2 separate regions of the Mus musculus genome follow, and region 2 is linked to region 1. Evidence: chromatin loops called from intact Hi-C (ENCODE). Cell type or tissue: gastrocnemius. All regions are shown on one strand.

The links. A loop is a pair of places that touch in the nucleus more often than their neighbours do. Peaks named below come from ENCODE experiments on the same cell type or tissue, not always from the same donor. Only the 100,000 strongest peaks of a DNase experiment are listed, where the experiment ranks them.
Region 2: it touches region 1 in a loop (2.7-fold over the local background); 4 of 42 quality-filtered maps call a loop at or near these places.

The regions. Positions count from the first base shown.
Region 1 is chr4:58,984,164-58,986,663 of GRCm38, reverse strand. Ptgr1 (prostaglandin reductase 1) reads left to right here. Exons shown (of 10, transcript NM_025968.3): 2 at 1,805-1,920. The coding sequence starts at 1,815. Among named protein-coding and RNA genes, the nearest start is that of Ptgr1, 1.7 kb to the left of the region's middle. In gastrocnemius, a CTCF peak has its summit at 1,363 (motif pointing left); DNase peaks (open chromatin) are centred at 238 and 1,354; H3K4me3 peaks cover 759 bases; H3K27ac peaks cover 391 bases.
Region 2 is chr4:58,910,232-58,912,731 of GRCm38, reverse strand. Ecpas (Ecm29 proteasome adaptor and scaffold) reads left to right here. Exons shown (of 49, transcript NM_172381.3): 1 at 1-256. The coding sequence starts at 235. Among named protein-coding and RNA genes, the nearest start is that of Ecpas, 1.3 kb to the left of the region's middle. In gastrocnemius, no CTCF peak of the experiment used is centred here; DNase peaks (open chromatin) are centred at 10, 435, 1,004 and 1,504; H3K4me3 peaks cover 2,500 bases; H3K27ac peaks cover 2,500 bases.

The DNA.
Region 1 (2,500 bases):
ATGCGCAGTGAAAGCTACACTTGCAAGTCAGGCCATGTACGGAGAGGACCCTTTGCAAGGGGGACCTACTAGACCTGTGGCGACTTCAGAAGGACCAGGCGCTGCCTTTTTGGAAAAAGAGACGGAATTATGTATTCTTAAAACACAAGGGAAACCCGCCTGTGAAATAGATGTCTCCGCGTGTGAAAGTGCTTATCACACAAGTCCCATGACTTGAGTTCGATCCCTGAAACCACGGGTGGAAGGCGGGAACCCACTCCTGAAGTCGCTTTAGGCTCTCGGTGACACGCAAGCGCCCTCACCCACACACCTGCATCATGTACACACGAACTAGTAATAACAGTAAACTAGATTAAACCTGAGCGAGCATGCCTGTTATATCTTGGCATGTAGAAGCAAGAGGATGGAAGGTTCCAAGATAGCTTCTGCTATAGTGAGTTCAAGGCCAGCCTTGGCTACACAGACGGGCGCTGTAATCAGAAAAACAAGTTGAGCTGGGCAGTGGTGGCACATCCTTTAGTCCCAGCACTTGGGAGGCAGAGGCAGGCGGATTTCTGAGTTCGAGGCCAGCTTGGTCTACAGAGTGAATTCCAGGACAGCCAAGGCTATACAGAAAAACTCTGTCTCAGAAAAACTAAACCAAACCAAAACAAAAATCTAAGAAAAAGAAAAACAAGTTGAACTCATGAATATGGGGTGAAATGATAGTTATTAGAGGCTGAAAAGGGCTAAAAGTATTTGTGAAAGGGTACAGAAACATGAGTGTGGCTCTTTAAACAATAATGATATATAATAATAATAATAATAGTTCAAACCAAGCAGATTATTTCTCATGAAAATAGAAGCTAAAGAAGGCGATGGGTATGTTAGGCACTCTACATTGCAGACACTGTGTCCTATCAAGGTAAGTTTAAATTTGTCAATTAAAAAAAAATCTTACTTTGCAGGGCAGGTGACATGGAGGCTGGAGAGATGACTCAGACGTTAAGATCACTTGTATAGGGTTCGGTTCCGATTACCAGGCCACATAATGGTTCTCATGAAGCTCGGATTGTAAGATCACTAAGGCCAGCCTGGGTTTCGAGAACCCACGTTGCAAACAGCTACAAGCCAATAGGAAGGAAGGGTAGGGCTTTGGATTGGCTCTCCACCCTATGTCCAGGGTGAACTAACTGGTTAGCCTTGATTGCTTATCTGAAGAATTCACTGGGGTCCCACGTGATGATGGGTTGGTCTGGGTTTCTAACCCTTGAAAGCACTAGCTCCTTTGTCTGTTGGTTTTGCCTGGAGGCAAGATGAAACCAAATAATTGATTTCCACCTTGGAGCCAAAACCAGAGAAAATTAGATGGAGCCGCTGCGCCCCCTAGTGGCTATGAGGTCCATGCTTCTGTAGGAAAAAGACAAAACAAACCTGTGGTCTTTGGTTCTCTGTATTTGAGGCTTTCCTGAGGAGTCACAGCAGGAGAGGTGAGGAACTGCAGGACTTTGCACGTCCATTAGTTGTTTAATGTTCTAGAGAAATTCCAGCATGGCCCGGACAGAATTTTCCAGGTTACATTTTTCTTTGCTTTGAGTGTTTGTTTTAGCCTGTTTCCGCATCTACACACCTGAGTCTTGACAGGAAAATCATGGGAATAAAATGAGATCAGACACGTGAAGTGCTTAGCATAATGCCAGAAAGTTCTCAATGAATGTAATAGAATGATAATATGCTAAATGATAATAGGGCTATGTTTCCCAGCTTCAGTGCTATGCCCAGGGGCTCTAAGATGGTCATTGAGTCCACGTTTACCATGTTCTAGGTATACCAGGATGGTGCAGGCCAAGAGCTGGACCCTGAAGAAGCACTTCGAAGGCTTCCCTACGGACGGTAACTTCGAGTTGAAGACGACTGAGCTCCCACCCTTAAATAATGGAGGTAAGGGAGATCTTAGTGGGGGCTGCAACAGTTTGCATCTGCTGCAGAAAAGAGAGTCCCGCCATTTGACTTCAGACAATAGTTTTTTTTTTTTTAATTAGTTTACAGTTCTCTGTGTTAGCAGTTTGACTAGTATAAAAGTCTCATTGTCATTCTAAGGATAGCAGGCTTCCTGCGGCTCAGGCTGCCGTTCCGGGAGGCCAGATTGGGTTCCTTCCCTGCAGTGTGGTTCTGTGGTGGATCTAGAACAGCCTGGGGTTGGCAAACTCCAAAGTTTGAGAACTTTTCAAGCTTCTACTTATAGTACTTTTCTTAAAAATCCCATAGATCTAAGTAAGTTGTCCAGATTTAAAGGCTGGCAAATTCCTTTTTTTCTTTTTCTTTCTTTCTTTTTTGTTTCTATCTATCTATCTATCTATCTATCTATCTATCTATCTATCTATCTATCTATTTTGGCTACCTCTTCCTCGCCATGATCTGAGGTAACCACTGGGCTACATTCACAGCCCACAGATTTCTTGACCGGAAGGCCAGGACACAGTGGTGGGAGGTATCCGTGTCCATTTTGCAATCTGCCACA
Region 2 (2,500 bases), 74 kb after region 1:
CTTTTCCGAGTCCGCGTCTCTTCCTCCGTCCGGGCGCGTGTTCCTCCAGCTCCGACCAGGCGGACGTGACAGCCGCAGACCTTTAACGCCACAGCCCGGGGCGGGGAAGCTCTCCGCGGCAGCCAGGACAGCCCGGCTCCGCTCGGCCGCACGCAGGCTCCTCCGGAGCGGCCGCGCGTCTCCTCGGGCCCGGCCCGTCCTCCACCTCGCTGGGTCGCCGCAGCATCCCGGGCTATGGAGACCGGCTCCGACTCAGGTCAGAGGCCGCGTGCTTGCGTGCGGCTGAGGGAATGAGGCTCAGGTCCAGGGGTTGGCCCGCCGCGTCTGCGTCTCCCGCTCCGCGCCGGGGAAGCTTGGCGGCGGCAGGTGGGCAGGACGCGGCGCGAGCGAGGCAGCGAGGGCGGGCGAGCGGGCGCGCGAGGGGCCGGCGGAGGCGGAGGGGGAGGGGGGAGGATGGCTCAGCTCTTTCTAAATATAAGAGCCGGCGTGAGGCTAGCAAGCCGGGCGCCGAGCCGAAGAGCCGCCGCGCGGTCACTCGGCCGCACGGGCGGCAGCGGCTCCTCCGAGGCGCGAGGCTGAGAGGGAGCTCCCGAGTCGCGAGCTCGCGAGGCGCGGCGAGAGCGACGCTCGCAGCGCAGAGGACGCAGGCAGCGGGCGGGCCTCGAGGGCGCAGCGCGGCCCGCGTGAGAGACCCGAGGCGGCTCCGGGCCCCTGCGGCACGGCGCGGCGCGGCGCGGCACCGCACGGCACGGCACGGCGACGGCCGCGAGCCCCCCTCGCCGGCCGCCCGCCCGCCCCTCCCTCGCTCGCTCCCGGGCGCAACATGGCTGCGGCCGCCGCCTCCGCCTCCCAGGACGAGCTGAGTAAGTGCGGCGCGGAGCCTGCAGCTGGGAGCGGGATTTAACTCCACGCAGGACCGGGGCTGGGCCCGGCCAGACACGGGAGGCTGGGGGGGCGCGGGGCCGGGCAAGTGGGTGTGCGGTGGTCTCGGCACGGGGCTCCGGGGCTCAGGCCTGGCGGGAGGGCGGGCGAACAGGCGCGGGCCGCCGCCGCGGGCGCTCGTAGGCCGCAGGTTTGCAATGTCACGTCGTGAAATTGAAACCAGAGCCCCGGGCTTAGCTACCCCTGCTCGAAATCTGCTTCGGCCCGGGCTTTGGGGGGATCCCGGGCCCCTGGCTTGCTACCGGAGCTGGCGCGCGGCCTGTCGCCCCCAGGTCGGACTGTGTCCACCCGTCCGTTCCGTCAGACCCCCCGCATGTCCCTTGATTCTGACTGACGGGCGAATTCTGGACGTGGAGCTTTGGGGAAGGGGAGAGGGTTGCCTTTCCCGCACCTCCAAGGAATCGGCAGAAAGGTCACAGATGGGAGATGACTTTCAGGTTGAAGCTGTAAAGGCCAATAGGGCCGCTGTTAATGGCAGAAAAACAAAACAAAACAAAAAACAAAACGAGGGTGACGGAGCTGTCAGAAAGGAGAGAGTCCCACTCCATGCCAAGCGTTGCGATTTTCCAGGGGATGACGATCCAAGCTCGCTGGGAGCAGTGGTCGCCCTTAATGCCAGGCCGCCCAGCCTGCTGCCCGTGTTCCACTCTATGCTTTGTGGGAAGTGTAGTTCTAGGATGTTGTCAGCCTATTCTGGGGTCATAAATATTCAGTTTTCGTGAGATATGTAGGATAATCGATTGCGTTTTGGGTGGTTGGTTCAAATGCTTTAGGGTATTTACGAGAAACCTACTCCCCTATGTTGCCCTTCAGTAAAGACTAACAAAGAAAGGTGTTATTTGAGGATGATGTGTATTTTAAATGCCAGCATGGGTGAGGTGTTGTAAGCGTATGTTTGTGAAGCTTATGTTATTAAAGCGTCTCAATCGCCATGTGAAAGTAGTTAAACTTAATTTATGTTTCTTTGGTGCTTGGCATTTGAAAGCTACTTTTATGAACGTGATCTCACTTTTGCCCTCATAACAACCTTGTGTGGCAGGTAGGTAGGAATTATCCCTTGTTTCAAAGAGGAGGCATAAACGTTTAGAGGGATTAAGTTCCATGCTGCTTTGAACTGGTGGAGCAGGAGTGCTAGTTGCTCGGTTGGAAGCTGAAGTACGCGTTTGGTTTGGCTCTGGGAAGAAAGGAGACTCTGAGGAGAGCAAGAAGAGGGAGGTCTCCGGTACGGAGAGGTAGATGGAGGTGGCCACAGTGTTGAGTGTTTGCCTCACAGTCCCAATGGAACCAACACTTGACCTTTGAAGAGACCAATTTCTCAGTTTTATTTTTCAGTGTTTTTATGGTGGTGTGATACGCATCACAAGATTTATCATCCTAACCATGTTTTAAGTGTGAAGTTCAGGGTCATTGTGTACATGGACTCTGTTGTGCAATCACCACCTCCGTCCATCTTCAGGATTCTTCCATCTTTCAAGACTAAAATTCTGTAATTGTTAAACAACTCCTTCCCTCCTCTTCCTTGAATCCCCTGGCAGCCACTTTTCTGCTTTTTGTCTCT